Linked DNA regions of Mus musculus: regions 1 and 3 are each linked to region 2. A link is a loop called in an ENCODE intact Hi-C map of the cell type or tissue named here. Cell type or tissue: heart. All regions are shown on one strand. Links, peaks and the distances in the headings refer to the core of each region. The heading gives the core; the rest is flanking DNA. Region 1 has its middle 100 kb from the start of Gm32727. Region 2 overlaps Kdr (kinase insert domain protein receptor). Region 3 has its middle 17 kb from the start of Gm32780.

Evidence for each region. Hi-C counts contacts between places; a loop is a spot of excess contacts. Peaks named below come from ENCODE experiments on the same cell type or tissue, not always from the same donor. Only the 100,000 strongest peaks of a DNase experiment are listed, where the experiment ranks them.
Region 1: it touches region 2 in a loop (5-fold over the local background); 6 of 42 quality-filtered maps call a loop at or near these places.
Region 3: a loop joins it to region 2, with 2.4 times the contacts of the local background. A loop is called at or near these places in 2 of 42 quality-filtered maps.

Annotation. Positions count from the first base shown.
Region 1 is chr5:75,873,871-75,880,075 of GRCm38, reverse strand. No RefSeq gene overlaps it. Among named protein-coding and RNA genes, the nearest start is that of Gm32727, 100 kb to the left of the region's middle. In heart, for the core only: no CTCF peak of the experiment used is centred there; DNase peaks (open chromatin) are centred at 1,465, 2,645 and 2,985; H3K27ac peaks cover 1,707 bases.
Region 2 is chr5:75,930,396-75,936,600 of GRCm38, reverse strand. Kdr (kinase insert domain protein receptor) reads left to right here. Exons shown (of 30, transcript NM_010612.3): 29 at 221-306; 30 at 1,983-3,774. The coding sequence ends at 2,178. Among named protein-coding and RNA genes, the nearest start is that of Gm32727, 44 kb to the left of the region's middle. In heart, for the core only: no CTCF peak of the experiment used is centred there; DNase peaks (open chromatin) are centred at 2,200 and 2,840; H3K27ac peaks cover 1,533 bases.
Region 3 is chr5:76,023,155-76,029,359 of GRCm38, reverse strand. No RefSeq gene overlaps it. Among named protein-coding and RNA genes, the nearest start is that of Gm32780, 17 kb to the left of the region's middle. In heart, for the core only: CTCF peaks have their summits at 2,904 (motif pointing left) and 3,736 (motif pointing right); no DNase peak of the experiment used is centred there; H3K27ac peaks cover 632 bases.

The sequences.
Region 1 (6,205 bases), core at 396-5,395, 56 kb after region 2:
GAAGGATGGGCTGTGGAATTAAAGGAGATGGAAAAGTTAAAAGAGGGAGAACTTTTATTTTTTCAATGTGCCCCTCTGCTAACCATTATTGCAAGCTTCCTGAATGGAAACGAGTCAGGAAACCACAGTGGGACTAATAAAAGTGGACTGGGCAGCAGCTGGGGAAAGCGCCTGGTATTATTAATATTGTGAAGGGCTGAGCTGGGGCCCTTGTTCTAGCAACCTCTGACCTGTCCCCATCTCTCAGTGTTTGCACTGTTCTGTCTTGGACCAGACTTCTGTGATTTGGCCTGGATCTTCTGCAGTGGATGGAGACAAAGTGAGAAGCTGAGAGACCCCCTTCTTGGAGTTTGGTTTCTTCAGGCAAGCTGTGTTTTCTTATGCTCTTGGCTCTTCTGGCTGCACCTTGCTGTTCTGACTGCCCCATTGTCAGGTCAGGCTAATATAGGCAGCCACACTCCTTTTTGAATCCAGGTCACTACCAAGGTCAGAGTGTCCTAAATAAAAACTCAAGTGGCAGTGTTATCTATCCTGTGAGAATCTTTTCTTCCTAGTGGGGATTTTGCTCCTTGCTCTTGATAATTCTTTTCCTACTAATTTTAGCTTCTTTTTTCTGTTCAGTTATTCATCAAATGGATTTGTAAGGCGCTGGGTTTTATTGAGCACTTAGTGTGTACCAAGTAAATTCTGGAATTATAGGGGTCACTCCAGGTCGGAGACCAGTGTCATAGTACAATGGGAAATGTCCCTCACAAGTTCACATGTCTAAATACTTAGTCTCTGGCTATTGGTGCTATTATGGTAAGATATGAAACCTTTGGGACACAACGCTTGGCTCCTGGGAGCAGGTCACTAGGGGAAAGCCTTCAAAGGTTACCTACGTCTCTGCTCCTGGTCCATTAAGATGGAGAAGCCCCCACACATGCTTCCAAGCGCTGTGGACTCTCCATGCCTTCCTTGCCATGATTGACTGAGACTCTGAAACTGTGAGCCAAAACAAATGGTTTCTCCTTTCAGGTCACAGCAATGAGAAAAGTGACTAATGTAGGGTGTGAAGAAATTTGAAAGGTGAGTTGTCATGGGCCAAGTGAAGAGAGAGGCAGAAGGAACACACGCCCAACCATGGGACAAACCAAAGCCTTAGAGGAAAGGCCACACAGTATGCAGTAGCAAAGAAGAGGACCTAGAGACAGAGGCAGAGGCTAGCGAGGAGGCATAGTGACACTTTCCCAAGAACAAGGGCACTTTCTGAGGGATTTTAGCAGTGCTTCCTACAGGTTCTTGGCAACGGGGTTCACTTGGAAGCTTGGGGAGATGCCAGTCCTTCTGCCTTGATGATAGGAGAACACAGAAGTCTTTGGGGGGTGTCAGTCTTCACCTTGGCTAGGATCCACTTCAAAAGTGGCTCTGAACAGAAAGTTATTAAGAAAACTCCCCAGCCAAGGTGATGGAGAAGGGCATTAGGGATCAAGCACAGCCGAGAAGGAAGAATTCGGCTGGAAGGTTCTGTGATCCTCGGCCAAAATTCCATGAGTGCTTCGGGAGTCACCGACCGAAGCAAGGGGGGCAGGTCGCCAGGATGTATGGGCTTCTCTGTTGCCTGGTGATTTGTCTTTGGGCATGCCCTTTGAATTCCAGGTTTTATTCTTTCCTGGGGGGGCAGGAAGGGACAGAATCCTGGAAAGTGCTTGTTTTTATTCTGATCCGTTAGCCTCTCCTTTCACCTCCGATCACACCAATTCCAACACTGGACCAATTCTCACCTTTTCATCTTTGCTCCTGCTGCTCAGAGCTGTTCCTTCTGCTACCCACAGACAGCGACTATTAACATGTCTGAGGCTTTCCTAATGGTGAAGGAGAAGTATGCCAAAGTTATTGTTCACTGATCATAAGGGTTCTGCCCCTGGCCTTTGAGCAGGCGGGTGTGTCTCCCTGACCACACTCTTTTCCAAGATGCCTACCTAGCTATTTCCTTTCCATGAAGTCTTTGTTCAAATGCCACCTCCTTGCCTAGACCCACTCTAATGTTATTTAATACTAATTGCTTCCTAAAGCCTCTTACTGAGTTCTCGTTTCCCCCTTCCTGTCCCCCTATCTTACCAACCTATGCAACTGATTTCCTGATTGGGGATTTTGTTTATTGTCTATTTCTCCAAACTAGAAGATTCATTCACCGGGGGACCCAAAGCATAGCATCAGCAGCAGCTGTCATGCGGGAGCTGTTCCTTAGGGGAGCACTCATGGGTGAATGCGCTCTCTCAGCACAGCGAGGAAGGCTTGACTTCCTCTGTCTTCTCTTACTGTGTTGGTGGGGGACACCTCTGTCATCTAAGATGCACTGCCTTGGGCATAGACATTACACAACTCTGGGGTTTCCTGGAGCATCTCCAATGCACAGGCATCTTCTTGGCACACAAGAATGAAGCAAGGGACATGGAATTGTTCTCTGACAGTCTTCATGGACCAGGGGGGGTTGGGGGGGTAATAACAAGAAGCAAACACTTTGAAACCCAGAGCTGGATTTCTAAGCCTGAGAACTGCTGGGCAGGGTGAACGCTCATGAAGACTGAAAGTGTCAGGCCAGCCAACATGGGCAGCCCCCAGTCAACAAGGTCAGAGAGGAACTCCACGCAGGAAGTCATCTATTTTTGATATGCGCTGGCTTTCCTGTTTTCCTCTGTGCGTTGCTGCAGGAGCCCACTTCCAAGAGTTTTGTTGAACGCTTTCCTCTCCCCCATTTTTTTCTTCTTTTTTAAATTTGGATGCAGCCTTGGACTTCCAGAGAGCAAATGTTCTCTTGTTATTTTAAGAAAGTGGGGAGGCTGGGCCATCCGTTGGGCTGAAACAATGCTGGACTAATCTGTGGTGTCAGGGTCTCTGAGGTGGCCGTTTGAATGAGGAGGGAAAATTAGAGACACAACCCCTCACCCCTGGGGAACCTGGTGAAGGTGCTATGACCCGGCAAAGATGAAGTGCACACATGCAGAACAAACCAGCAGCCAGGAGAGTGCTCACCAAGCTGGCCAGACTTGCAGGAACCATCTGACAGTCTCTCCTCTCCTCCTATCTCACCACACCCTGTGGAACTGAAGAGAGACATTCTTTTCATGCCCAAAGCAGTCCAAGGCCCTCCTGGGTTCATTTTTCTGCCTAATTATCTGTCAAGTGACGTCTGTAGGGCTCATGTTTTCCAAGCTCCCACTACAGATTATCAGTGATTTGCTTATCCCTCCTGCTGGCTTTCACCTCTGATGCTTTTGATATCTCTGCAGGGCCAAAGTAGCCAAAGGCTGGCAGGTAGCAGAAGCAACCACAGTCAGGTTTCCTGAGCACAGGTTCTTCAAAGCAGAGCCATCACCCTGAATGAGTCTAGGCTGCCTAAAGCCAAGTGCACCAGATGCCAGTCTCTGCACCCTGGACGCTGGCTAAAGGACTTTGAGTTAGGGATGCTCCTTCCTTCCAGCTCCAGGCTGTCTCTATGACAAGCTTCCTGCCCTGAGCTTGCAGATGTTCACGTAAGCAACCCTGGGAATGGCGATCTCTAGGTGTTTACCCCCTCGGTCTCTATCTTCTGTGTGAAGTATTGAAGCCATATTGCAATGACCAAGTTGGAGATATACAAAGGTTTTTCTAGTAGTTTGGGCAGATTACTTAGGTGGGGGTGGGGTGGGGTGGGGTAGGGGGTGGGGGTGGGGTCGGGGGTGGTCACAGAATAGACACGTTCGAGCATGCTCCACCAGGATTAGCCTCTAAGCAAGAGAAGGTGGGTGATTACTCAATGCCTGACCCAGAATTTACCATGTTCAAAATGATTTTACACATCGAGCAATGTCTAAGTTAGGATTTCTATTGCTATGACAAACATCATATCCGAAAGCAATGTGGGCAACAAAGGGTTTACTTGGCGTACACTTCTACATCATAGTCCATCTCTGAGGGAAGTCAGGGCAGAAACCGAGGCAGGAACCCAGAGGCAGGAACTGAGACACAGACCCTGGACGAACCGCCTCACTGGGTTGCTCCCTATGGCTTACCCTAGGGAAAGTCAGGAGGCTGGGCCGTCTGTTGGGCTTGAGCCATGCTGGGCTGATCTTTTGTGTCAGGCTACTTTTTAATATGACCCCAGGAGCACCTACAAGGCCATCACTCTCAGTGGGCTGGGTCCTCTCACATGAATTATTAGTCCAGAAAATGCTCCAGGGGCCATTGTACAGGCAATATGAGAGACACAGTTTCTGAACCAGGGTTCCCTCTTCAGGTGACTGTAGCTTGTATCAGGATTTCAAACAACAACAACAACAACATTCAACCAGGTCAAGCAATGGGTTCAAAAGGGGTGAGGATGGAACCAAATGTTCAATAGTCCACTATGGGAAGGACAGAGGGCCAGCACCGTGTTCTGGCTGTCCAGGACAAGAGGACCTTGTAGGGAGAGAAACCATGCCTATCTCCCACCTGTTCCATTCATGGAGAATGTTTTTGTCTAAAGTACCCACACACTTTGAAAATCTTATCACTTTACTATTATAGCTCATGTCTTGGGCTATAAACAATACAAAGGATATATATATATAATTAAATATAAATTTAAATGTGAACATGAGGACCGCTGATAGGGAATTATAACAAGTGCAAAATGGGGTCAAGGAAACAAAATGACTGAGCAGTTAGAACAACAGTTCTCAACCTGTGGGTCACGGCCCCGTCGAGGGTCACATGTCCATTATGTGAAGTCGCCTAAAACTATCAGATATTTACATTATGATTCACAGATATTTACATTATGATGAAACATAACAGCAGCAAGATTGCAGTTACAAAGTAGCAACAAAAAATATTTTATGGTTGGGGGGTCACCACAATCTGAGGAACACTGTATTAAAGGGTCGCAGCATTAGGAAGGTTGGGAACCAGAGTTAGAAAAACATAGTAATTCTTTTGCCGCAGAACTTGCTAGGAGTCAAAACAAAGAAAGAGATATAGTCATCTTCAGAGGTGTTATTGTCTGCTAGGGGAAAATTCCTTTTCATGGAAACTAGAATATCCTGGGTTCCTACATCTCTGAAGTGGAAACTTCAGGTGTGACAATAGCTTCAAGCTTCAAGCTTCTCTCTGACCGATGGGCAAGGTGTGTGTAATCCTATCCCAGAGTCTTCACTGCACAGTGCCCTCTACAGAGGTGCTGGCCTGTGCCACAGTCCCACTCTGGGCCTCTGGGGCCCCATTCACAGACCGACACAGGGAAGCTGTGAGTATCCATGGGACTTTTTGGGTCTGGTAACAACGTGAAGGCTCGTAGGAAGCGCTGATATAAATGCCAATGTGGCTCCCCCTTCCTGAAATGCAGTCCCTATTTGTGCTTAGTTTGTAACGCAAATTCAGTTTCATTTCCAAGTGAGTTCCAGAGAGACAGAGCAAACAGGAATCCTTCACTGGAGAGGAAGTTAACTGCAGGGAAGCTGGTCTTCTTGTGCTGGCCAGCACAGCCAGAACATTTTAAAAAGGTTCCCTGTTATCTGGCTGCAGTCACCAAGTGAGCTGGGTGGCCTGTCCAGCCTCCTGTTATTCCCTAAATCCCATGCTCCCAGCAGCCTCCAAACCTACTTAGGCCAAGTGTCCCCAGAACAGAAAGATGGATAACAACCCTCTGACTGAGAAACTAGTCACCTCTTGATGTGAACAGGTTATAAGCCTAAAGAATACGTTATCATATGTCCTTTCTGTGGGGGCATCTCCTTGTGGACCACAGGGACTCAGGGCTGCATCTTCTATGTAAATTCTTTTCTTCTCTCAATCTGGGTTGTACGTCCACGCTTATATTTCATACTATAACTGTGCGGGGACAGAGCTCCTTAGGGAACATTGGTCCTTCTACTGTACAGTCAGGACTGGTACATTGTATATGTAAAACCCCACTGTTGCAATGAATGTTAGCTATGCATTAACCATAGCACACATATACACAGAACAGGTTCACCCGCTTGATTGTATGATAGATTAGAAATGATTTTTGCTCACCTTTCAAAATACATTCAAAGATGCCCCCCAAGTTGTTCCTTCAGTCCTCAAATTCAGGATGTGGAAAAGACCTGTGGTCATCTTCGCTTTCTCCGATCCCTTGTTCTAACTGTGTATCACTGTGTTCTGTTTGGGAATCAAATGATCTCCCCCCCCCCCCGCTTCAGTAAGTATCTACTTAATTCAT
Region 2 (6,205 bases), core at 431-5,430:
GAGGAGACCCCAACATCCTGACCTTTCCTCTCTCCTTAGCCCAAGTCTACTTCCTCGAAGCATTTGCTTCCTTTGTGGCTTGCACAGTCGCTGGCTGCCATACCCTTTCCCTCTTTGGCATGACATTGAGTCCTATTGTCAGCTAGATGGATTGAGAAAGGAGTTTAAAGTAGCTGGTCACGTGCACACTCACTGTGTCATTTCACTGTCTCCTAAAAAGGACAGCCAGACAGACAGTGGGATGGTCCTTGCATCAGAAGAGCTGAAAACTCTGGAAGACAGGAACAAATTATCTCCATCTTTTGGGTAAGACTCAGCCTACTAAGGAAGAATATTTCAATACGTATTTTTGGAAGGGCATAATAAAGACATTCAGTGTAGATGTGGTTTCTTTTCTGGTGCCTTTGGAGGTTGATGACATTAATATTCCAAATTAGCAATTTGATAAAGAGGTAAAATAAACTAAGCCATGAAATTGGTGAGTCTGAAGAAAACCCTGAAGCAAGTTAGAGTATTTGGCCAATTTCTAATGACTACATTTGTGAAGGCTATGGGACTGATACGGGCCAGCAGAGTGACCTGTGGCTTCTATGGCCCTGGCCAAACTGCAAAGATGTCAGCAGGTACCATGATCCTGAAGAGTGAAGACTTTGCAGACTCTGATGGACTGTCAAACCTGTACTTAGATGGCTTTATCTGTAATTAAGAAAGATGATATATAAATACATACATATTCACTTATTTCATATATTTAAATATGATTCTTTGAGTCACTGCCTTTTCAGTTGGGGGAAAACTATTAAATTTATTCGAGTCATTCTTCCTTATGACTCAACAGGTATATATAGGCTTTGAATAAATGTACCTGATTTAAATATTAAAAAAATCTTTATGTTTCTAAGAAGAGTGGGATAAGAGTAGTTATTTGTTTGCTGGCAGGCTCATTCTAGGTAGGGAAAACCCAAGATTTGATCTACACACCAGAGAGCTGCTGTACGAGGTGGGGTTCCCTATGGACTTTTGAGTGATGTCTATACAACAACAGTAGCCACAGTAAACTTGGCCGTTTTCTTTAAGGCCCAGCAAGAAGGCATGGGCACCAACCACATGCTTCTTTCATTGACTCAAACAATAGTGACTCAGAGCTATTAGGTGGCCAGGATCATGCCTCTGTTTGAGACACAAACTGGTTTGGTGTGGGAAGTGAAGAGCGGGGCTGGGAGGGGAAACATACTTGTGGTTCTTTGAACTTACATGAAACCGTATTTGAACACAGAGTAAACAAACTCTCTCTGTGGCTTTTATCATGAATAATAAGAATAAGACCCCTTCGAGGGCAAAGCCCGAGCTTTTCGGTCCACACAGCCCACGTTTGTTAGCTTTGACATGACTACTATGTCATTGGAAACATTCTCCAGTTGCTGCTGAGTGACTGAACCCCCAATTTGTCCAAAGAATTTGGTTTGGATGAGTAAAAAACAGTTTTTGACATGTCTGGCCTGACTGTACACTAGCTTTTTTTTTTTTTCTCCCCCTCTACAAATTTATTAACATCTTTTATAGACCACTTAGCTCCCTAGGTGACCGAACAGGAAAAACACAAATGAACTTTTAGACCATCCCGATATCGTTTAATATCATGAAAGAGACCCTGTGACTTCTATCACTGTAGACAAACTTGTCAATCGTCAAGGCTGTAAAACTCTTCCATTGGTTGGGGGCTCTGCATACCTCAGCAGAACGGCCTTTTATCTCGTCTCAAGCTTGAAAGACTTGGACCCGAATAAGAGGACTTATCTGCGACTACTAGCTCATGCCAGTACCTGAGAGTAGACCTTGTCTGAGGCTGATTAGGGAATGAGAGAGAGGGGCTAGTGTCTCTGGAGGGGATTCTACTTCCTTGAGCTCGGGCTTTGGTGACTGTGTAAAGCAAATGAGCCGGCTTCCCTTTTTAATTCATTCGCTTGCTGTTTCTTCTACAGTGGAATGATGCCCAGTAAAAGCAGGGAGTCTGTGGCCTCGGAAGGCTCCAACCAGACCAGTGGCTACCAGTCTGGGTATCACTCAGATGACACAGACACCACCGTGTACTCCAGCGACGAGGCAGGACTTTTAAAGATGGTGGATGCTGCAGTTCACGCTGACTCAGGGACCACACTGCGCTCACCTCCTGTTTAAATGGAAGTGGTCCTGTCCCGGCTCCGCCCCCAACTCCTGGAAATCACGAGAGAGGTGCTGCTTAGATTTTCAAGTGTTGTTCTTTCCACCACCCGGAAGTAGCCACATTTGATTTTCATTTTTGGAGGAGGGACCTCAGACTGCAAGGAGCTTGTCCTCAGGGCATTTCCAGAGAAGATGCCCATGACCCAAGAATGTGTTGACTCTACTCTCTTTTCCATTCATTTAAAAGTCCTATATAATGTGCCCTGCTGTGGTCTCACTACCAGTTAAAGCAAAAGACTTTCAAACAGTGGCTCTGTCCTCCAAGAAGTGGCAACGGCACCTCTGTGAAACTGGATCGAATGGGCAATGCTTTGTGTGTTGAGGATGGGTGAGATGTCCCAGGGCCGAGTCTGTCTACCTTGGAGGCTTTGTGGAGGATGCGGGCTATGAGCCAAGTGTTAAGTGTGGGATGTGGACTGGGAGGAAGGAAGGCGCAAGCTCGCTCGGAGAGCGGTTGGAGCCTGCAGATGCATTGTGCTGGCTCTGGTGGAGGTGGGCTTGTGGCCTGTCAGGAAACGCAAAGGCGGCCGGCAGGGTTTGGTTTTGGAAGGTTTGCGTGCTCTTCACAGTCGGGTTACAGGCGAGTTCCCTGTGGCGTTTCCTACTCCTAATGAGAGTTCCTTCCGGACTCTTACGTGTCTCCTGGCCTGGCCCCAGGAAGGAAATGATGCAGCTTGCTCCTTCCTCATCTCTCAGGCTGTGCCTTAATTCAGAACACCAAAAGAGAGGAACGTCGGCAGAGGCTCCTGACGGGGCCGAAGAATTGTGAGAACAGAACAGAAACTCAGGGTTTCTGCTGGGTGGAGACCCACGTGGCTGCCCTGGTGGCAGTGTCTGAGGGTTCTCTGTCAAGTGGCGGTAAAGGCTCAGGCTGGTGTTCTTCCTCTATCTCCACTCCTGTCAGGCCCCCAAGTCCTCAGTATTTTAGCTTTGTGGCTTCCTGATGGCAGAAAAATCTTAATTGGTTGGTTTGCTCTCCAGATAATCACTAGCCAGATTTCGAAATTACTTTTTAGCCGAGGTTATGATAACATCTACTGTATCCTTTAGAATTTTAACCTATAAAACTATGTCTACTGGTTTCTGCCTGTGTGCTTATGTTAAAAAAAAAAAGAAAGAAAGAAACTGTTCTTTTCATTTGGTACCATAGTGTGAAGAGCTGGGAGCAATGACTGTTAAACATGCTATGGCACATCTATTTATAGTCTGTTATGTAGAACAAATGTAATATATTAAAACGTTATATTATATATAATGAACTTTGTACTACCCACCTTTTGTATCAGTATTATGTACCACTAGAGAGATTACAAGGCTTTCAGCAGCCGCTGTTGTTTTGTTAAAGACTTTGAGAAACTCGAAGGAATCCTTTCATGGAATATGCAGCTATATACCCTACCGTCTCTCTCATCTCAAACGGAGGAGGAGGAGGAGGAGTCAGGTATAATGTGAGTGTGTTCTACGTGTCCTTGTTCTCTGTTCTTAGGAGGAATGATTTCATCAAATGTTTATATGCTTTATAAACCAATAAACGTATTCTGAGTAAAGAGACCCAGTGTTATCATCTTATCACAACAGCTCCATGCCTCGTCTTCGTTACAATCATAATTCATACAGAAACACGTCCTTGTCACATCCCGAGCCCGTGGGATGTGTAGTTGTGTGGCCTCCCAGTGAACCTCAGATCTCTGGTGTGAGATCCTGGAGCAGATGCAGGAACACTTCACTGTCTAGCTAAGGTCAGAGTGTAAGATCCGTTATCGACATTTTGAGGGACTGCTTTTGTCTGAATACAAAGAGCAAAGCAAATCCCTGGTGCTAGCCTGGGTCTCCACCTCTAGCAATGCTGACCATGATTTTCTTGTGTTTGGGAAAGACGGTCTTCAGCCCAGGCTGGCCCCTATCTGCCTATGTAGCTAAGGATAGCACAGAGCTCCGGTTCTATTCTCTCCATCTCCACAGTGCAGATTGCAGGCATGCACTACCGTGTCTGGACTTCACTGACATGTTTTCTTAAATATAAGAGTTTGAAATGTTTATCTAATCAAATATGGCTATCTTTTTTTTTTAAAAAAATAGCTTTCAGGGTTTTATTTGCTTTTTTTATGAAGTACTTCTCCTCAAATCTAAAGTAATACCAAAATTTAGGGTTTTTTATTAGATTTTCATCCACCAGAGGTTTCTTTTCATACACAAAGTAAAGCAAGGTCTAATTTTTTATTTTTTTTGGCAAGCAGACTGTCAACATGGCAGTTCTATTTATGATGTGTGACTCTTCTCCCTGTAGTCGGAGAAATATCCAGATTTCATTACTCTTCAACCCTACCATCTTGCTAAGGCATTCTCCCCAATGTTATGATTTAAAAAGTAGCTGTGTGTGTGTATGTGTGTGTATGTGTGTGTGTGTGTATGTATGTATGTATGTGTGTCTGTGTGTATGTATGTGTGTATATGTGTGTGTGTGTGTATGTGTGTGTGTGTATGTATGTGTGTGTATGTATGTGTGTGTATGTATGTGTGTATCTGTGTATCTGTGTGTATGTATGTGTGTGTCTGTCTGTGTGTGTGTCTGTGTGTGTGTCTGTGTGTGTGTATGTATGTGTGTGTATGTGTGTGTATGTATGTGTGTGTGTGTGTGTGTGTATGTATGTGTGTGTGTGTTTGTGTGTGTTCCTAACAGCCAGGGATATTGCTGGGACCCATTAACCAGGCCCTGCAGGGAGCTCCTCGCCCTCCATTTTATCCAGCCTCTTCCACTAAATGAATGGAAAGAGAACCTAGGTTAGTCAGGGTGGGAAGACCCCAGAGAAAAACAGAGTTTTCTTCCCTTTCAGAGAAAAAAAAATGGCTTGGCCTCTCGAAAGTGGCTTCTGGCGTCGTTTCTGATGTCAGGAATTTGGATGCAAGCAAAACTCCACACTTTCTGAGGAATGCCTTCCTCACCCTATGCAGAATGATTACAGGTAGGGTTTGGCCTCTGCGACCTCTCTGTCTTCCACATGTCTGCTAGCTGGTTTTCCTCTCCTCTCTTGCCCCTGCATTGAAGACATGGCAGTAGCTTTTTAGAGTGCTTCTTGCTTGGTCCTAGGTTCAAATTTTTAAGTGGAGGCATTTGGTATGTTGAAGCACGGCTTTGCCTGTGCCCCCCAAGGCTTCTGCTCTCTCTCCTTCATGCCCTTCACTCCATCCTCCTCCTTGTGTCCTCTGTCTGCTCACCTTCTGTTTCTCTGCCCACCGCCCCCTTAGTGCCTGCACTCCCCTGGCAGCTCGCTTTCTATTCCACAACATCACAGGAGAGGAGAGAGCTGTGGGGAGGTTTGAGCTTCTGGTCCCTAGTCAGGCCTCCTCCTCAATGAACACTCTTGTCCTCTGCAGTGAAAAGAGAGAAGAAAATGAAAGCCATAACCTTATGCTTAGAAGTAGGTAACTTAACCGAGCTCTCCTGTCTCCCTTAGCTTCTTCCTCTCTGCCTCTGAGTCAGAGATGCATCCTTGGGCGATAAAATGTTGGCAAACTTAGAAAATCTTTAGGAAAACTGGACACTTTTCCGATACAACTGTCCTCGTTTAGAAGTAGTGGGCCTGTCTGCACTCTTCATTAGGCAGCGAGTGCAGCTCAAAAAGGGCTTAGACTCCATGTTTATAAAATCATGCTAGAGGGATAAGCTAGCTCGGTGGCCAAGAGCTTGTTGCTCTTTCAAAGGACCCAGGTTTGATGACCCAGCACCCAAATGTGATAAGCCAGCACTCACACCTGATAACATCAGCTCCAAGAAGCCTGATGGCTTCTGGCCTCCGAGGAAACCTGAAGATACATGCCGTACACTTATATCTACACAGACAAAGACATATACACAGATAGCAGAAACAGACACCAAACACACACTGCATGAATACTAACACTAATACTAATATTAAAATTAAAATTGTACTTTCAAACAAAGCTTCTCCAAGTGAAGGAGGTAGACAAAAATTTGTAAAAG
Region 3 (6,205 bases), core at 669-5,668, 93 kb before region 2:
CTGTCATGATTTATACCAGTGCATGATGCTCTCTCTGTTAGCCTTTATTGGGAGCTGTTCATTTCACTCTTACCAGGAGGCCCTAACCAAGTACTCAGAATGGCTAACACTTTCCTCACAATTCTGACTACTGCTGAGGCTGCAACTAGCTCACTCCTTGCAGGGAGAGGAGGGCAGAGTAGGTAAACAGGGCCCCCCAGCTGTCAGCCTCCTTTCTCTTTCTTTGATCCTTCCCCTCTCCCTTGATTCAAATTGTTCTCAAATTTACAGAAAAGGAAAGTACCGTATTTTCATGGCAGATAAGAAACCCGTGTTTGGCTTTATTTTATGTGGATAGGCTCTTCAATCAGGAAGATGGCTGGGCTCCCTTCCGGTTTCCATGAACTGAGGAACACTCCACAGGGCTTGGCTTCGTCCTTTATCATTCTGATGTGAAAATCTTATTGGAGGGGAAATTGAGCAGGTAATGAGTATAGCTTACATCCTGGGGGCCTTGAAATGCAGTTTACTAAACCAAACACAAAAGACAACAGTCTAAACATAGATTCAGCCACAGTCAAGCTTTTCCTGTGAAAGAAAAACACACACACACACAAAACCCTAAGCAGGGGAACTGTCACACTTCCCATTGTTTGTCACAGGCTAGTTTGGGATTCCACAGTGACAGCTGTCAGAGGCCCAACTTTTCAGCAGAGAGGTAAAAAGCAGGGCAAAGCTGGGAATCTCTGGATCTTCATGGACTCTCAAGCCCCGATAGCCCTTGGTCTTCTTATGATAGGGCCCTTTGCTTGCTATCTTTCTTTCTTTTTTAATTTTTATTGAGTATTTTATATATTTACATTTCAATATCCCCTTTTCAGTTTTCCCCTCCACAAGTCCCCTATCCCATCCCCCTGCTTCTATAGGGTGCTCCCCTCACCCAGCCACCCACTCCTGCCTCCCTGCCCTGGCATTCTCCTACACTGGGGCATCGAGTCCCAGGACCAAGGGCTTCTCCTCCCATTGATGCCAGACAAGGCCACCCTCTGCTGTGGCTGTAGCCATGGGCCCCTCCATGTATACTCTTTGGTTGGTGGTTTAGTTCCTGGGAGCTCTCAGGGGTACTGGTTAGTTGATATTATTGTTCTTCCCATGGGGTTGCAAACCCCTTCAGCTCCTTCAGTCCTTTCTCTAACTCCTCCATTGGGGTCCCTGTGCTCAGTCCAGTGATTGGCTGTGAGTATCTGCCTCTGTATTTGTCAGGCTCTGGCAGAGCCTCTCAGGAGACAGCATATCGGGCACCTGCCAGCAAGCACTTTTTGGCATCCACAATAGTGTTTGGGTTTGGGCTGGATCCCCAGGTGGGGCAGTCTCTGGATGGCCTTTCCTTCAGTCTCTGCTCCACACTTTATCCCAGTATTTCCTTTCTCTGCCTGAGTTGTGTGCCCAGGTTGTGTTAGGGGCTGGCAGTAATTATTCTTCAGACTAAGGAATTCAGGGAAGAGTCAATCCCAACACTATAGGGTCAGATGTCTTTCAGGCTGCAAAGTTTAAGATGAGAAGGACTGAGAAGTCTGATTTAGGTGATGTTCTCATCTCTCTGCTGTGAGATTCTGGGGGAATCATTTTCTAAAGGATGTCAGGAAGCCTAGAAAGGCCAGAGGTTCTGATGGTGACAGTGGAGTCCCAACAGGTGCAGAGAGATATGCAGACAGAAAGATGAAGGTAGTTAGAGGTTGGAATCTGCTCTGTCTATTCAGGGTGAAGGAGGGGGCTGAGCGGGAGTTGTTGAGGCAGAAGATGCCAGTTGAATGTGAGTGGAGAAAGACCTCACACTATGTTAGGAACTGATAATGGGGCGAATGGTTGCTTCCAGGAAGAGCAGCTCTGGTGAGATGTGGGTTTTAAAAATGGTTCTTTGGAAAGAGGCTTTGGTTATAAAAGAAAAGAACCAGGAAGATCAAAGCAGTTACTTAGTTTTAAAGCCGGGAAGAGCATAAAATACCGCATCATTGAGCGACAACAGCAGGTGAACACCTGATACACACGCACAGATACACACACACACACACACACACACACACACACACACACACACACACACACAGATACACACACACATCTTGGAAAGAGGAAAGCACACATTATTCTCTATTTAATGTATCTATTTTTGGCAGTATATCCTTATCCCACTGGTCTTTATTTTTTTTAGCAAATATAGTCCCAGGCCCTCAAGAAGCCAAGAAATAGTCTACATCCTGGGATGAATAAGGAGAACCAGGTCTCCTGCTTTTCCTGGGGCACCCTCCACCACATGATACTGCAGCCAAATTGGATAGGCGGTAATCCAGGTCTTTACCACCAGGGTGAGTTCTTTGGAGGCTGCGCCCTTGAGTAAATATGAGAACAGATAAATCTTGGCTTGCGCCTAATGTGCTCTAGTGGCCTGAAGAGAGTTTCATTTGTTCCCCTCAGAGAGAGGATTTTTCCATACTGTGGGGTTTCAAAAATAATCCGTGGTGGCCACGGCTCATGTGCACACCGAGGTCAGAGGTCAGTGTTTCTGGAGGAGGAAACAGCAGGGTGTGAGGGATGTTGGGCTGGGGAGTCCAACATCCCTCACACCCTGCTGACTTGGGTTAGCAGTCTCTGCTCTGCCTCTTTGCACCTGTGTGATCCTGGCTAAGACACTTGCCAGTCAGGCTCAGCTTCTTTGTAAAGTAGATAGATGTGTTACAGGACCTACCTCGAGGGGCTGTAACGATTCAAGAGAATGGTGTGCATACTGATGTTGGAAGAGCTCCTGGAACTTAGCAAGTGCTTAGTGATGCCTTGGCTATTGTTGGTATTATTATCTTCTTTAAGACATGGCTGAAGTGTTCTACAGTGCTGTGACATTTGAGCTTCGGTGCCATCTAGTGGCTGGGACACTTCAGACGATGTTGTAAGTCTTGGGGTTACCTTCACAGGTGACAAGACAAAACAAAAAAGCAAACACAAAAACACACCAACCATCATCAACAACAACAAAAATCCCTGGTTTTCTCTGTCAATACAGATCTCTTTACATGTCTAGGCTGAATACAGAGAATAACTTTGTCTCTGCAGGCAAAAAAGGGAATTTGATTATGGGCCTTTTGTGCCTTTTCTCCCTTGGACTGGCCATACAGGAAGTCCTGTGTTCATAATGGATATAGCAGCCCCTGGGGCAGGACAGACCTGTCAGGTTTGCAAGTTACCAGTTGAAGGACTTCAAAAATGACTTGGCAAAGAGTAACTATGGTAGAATTGAGTGGTCAAGGGAATGTGTACAAATGTCTAACATAAAGCCTGTTGTACATGAGGTCAGGAATTTGCAGTAGATTCTTAGGCTAAGGAAGTATTCCATTGGTTAGTTCATTCATTCATTCATTCATTCATTCATTCAACGACTATGGAAAACATACCATGTGCCTGGAGCTGATCTAGATGCCATGCACGGAAGTCAGAGCTTCTCTGAATTTGTGTTGAGAGCCACAAATCCAAGAGATGATCCGGGTGTGAGTACCACTGGGGAAGTTATGGACCGAACAAAGGGCTGTCCACAGAGCATAATTTCCATCACAGACATAACCTATTCATATATACTTACATGGAATGTTAGCCTGAGCAGAAGGTTAAATATCTTTTAAAAGATTGTATTACTTATTTATTTAATATGAATTATGTGCACATGTGTGTATCCGTGTGTGGGAATGTGAGTGCAGGTACCCACAGAGTCCAGAAGGTGGCATTGGGTCCTTTGGAACTAGAGTCACAGGCAGTTGTAAGTCGCCTAATATGGGTGCTGGGATTTGAACTGAGATCCTTTTCAAGAGAAATGTGTGCTCTTAGCTGCTGAACCATCTCCCATCTCTCCTGCCCCAGAGAAATAGGTTTCCTTTAAACGTTACTACTATATTATAATGATTTTTTGTTGTTGTTGTTAGTAGGTGAAAAATGGAAGTTCCTCAAGGAAAGAGTTTTTGTTTTTTGTTTTTTGTTTTTTTTTTTTTTTTTACCTAATTTGCCTAGAAACATGGTGTGAGCTGGTGGTGGACCTGGAGTCTCCATTAGTGTGCTGTGGTCTCAGGGCAATGGTTCAACTGGCTCAGGGGACCTCAGCCACTTGTTGAGGTGTTAAAGAGCACGGTGTTTACTTTTTACCTGTAGGTTAGCAATCTCATTATCTCCTCCCTCCCCCTCATGAGCCTGAATATTTTCTTGATTAATTTTCTAGGAGCTTAGCAAGTTTCTTACAATTTGCTTTAGTAAATCACCCAGAGGTATATATGTCAGACCTGGATGAATTCTTAGATTAGGTCCTAAGAGAATGGGCTTTATAAAGGGCTTGGGGGAAGGGTGTTGAGAAGGAGAGAAAGCAGGTGTGATGCTCAGGAAGAATAAAGTATAATAATATAGTAGGTATAAATGCTGATGAGAGCTATCCATGTACAGGAGATATTTATACCAATTAATAATAACAGTATATATCTTTCATAGAATCATAAAGGCTTTAAACTAGACGGGCACTTCCTACACCAGATGGTTTTCTCTGTTATATCTCCACATGGAAGAACATCCTGAAGTCCAGCTGAGACCCTGTAGTATGGCTTTCCCACATATCAAAATGGAACAGAAATTTAAAAGATGTCAAGAAACCCACGGCCTGGAGAATGTCTAAGTCTCAAATGTCCCCTAAGTGAACGGTGCTTGGGAATTTCCAGATAATGGCGATAAGGATGGTCCAATGGCATTCATTCCGTGCCCCCACGGCCCCTCAACTACTCTTCCCCACATGGAGAAGGAAGCTATGGTGTGTCTGCTGCACGAAGCCCATTGAGTCTCTGGGATCTGCTGGTTTCTTTCTGAATCCTGCCTTCCTGCTTCAGGGCTCCAGCTAAAGCTTCCTGAAGAGAAAACACCTTCCCCGAGCCCACTTGGCAGGCTGCTTCTTAAATTAATTTCCCTTCGCGTAGATACATTCCTCAGACCCTAGAGGATAATCAAGCAGTTTATTTTATAGTAGTTCAATATCAGTGCCAATCCTCAGGGTTGGGGGCCTTTGCTAAAATTCTACATTTTTTTTTTAACATTTCCTCAGTAGGTTTCATTGTTCAGCTGATCTGTAAAAGAGAATTCTCTTCACACACCCTGGCAGAGAAGATCAGCTGATTTCTTCCATAGCTTTTTCCTGGCTTAAAAAAAATAAAAACAAAACCAAAAAGATGGCTTAATAAATGTGGCTTTACCTTTTATAGTAAAGGTACTGAGAGGTGGGCGTGGTGGTGTAAGGTTGTAGTCCCCAGCATTTTGGAGTCTGAGGCCTGGTGATCTCACAGTTGAGGCCGGTCTTAGCTATATAGGAAGTATCTGCCACAAACGAACTTTTCATGCTTTCTCTAGGTTCCATTGTTGCTACTGCTGAAGCTTGCCCCAAAGATTCTGTTCTTGAGTCCATTTCTGGTGGATTCCAGGTGAAGATGACACAGCCTTCTCTTTAGGCAGCTGATTTAGGGAAGACTTGCTTACACAACTTGAATACAACTCTTAAAAACTTTTAGCCCATAGTTTGCCTTCTCCAAAGAATAGCAACGGTCTGAAACCTCTGTGTTTTCTCTTAATGGGCTCCTTTATTAAACTGGCACCATGATTTACCTATCTTAACTCTATAACGCTTATTTCTTGGTTCTGTGATGTATCCTATCTTCTATGAAGGTTGGAAGAGCTCTATTTGGTGTGTGTGTGTGTGTGTGTGTGTGTGTGTGTGTGTGTGTTTGCTTTTGACGGCTGGCACAGGAAACGCAGGGCGTAATCAGACTGTAAAACTCTAAGCAGAAAGGAGATTGTCATTTCGGCTGCAGACAAAGCAGATAACAGGCAGCTATTAACTAGTCAGAAAGATAAGAGAATGAGTTTGATTCCTCATTAAAAGCTCCCTAGTTTAAGTCTTTTAAAGAAAGGCTCTGAGTCTTTGCTTATTAAGTTACATAAACAAGGTGAAGGGCTGTGGGGGAGAATGGAAACTCTCGGTGTGACCTATAATTAGAAAATTTCCACACCGGGAATAAAAACAGAGGCGGTGTGCTGCTTCCTGACCCCACTCAGGCTTCGCCATCATGGGAGACAGATAAGAAAACACCAAGGAAGGAAACCTGAGCCAGGCTGCCTGCTGGCCCTGGTGGTGGGTGACTCCACGGGGCTAGAA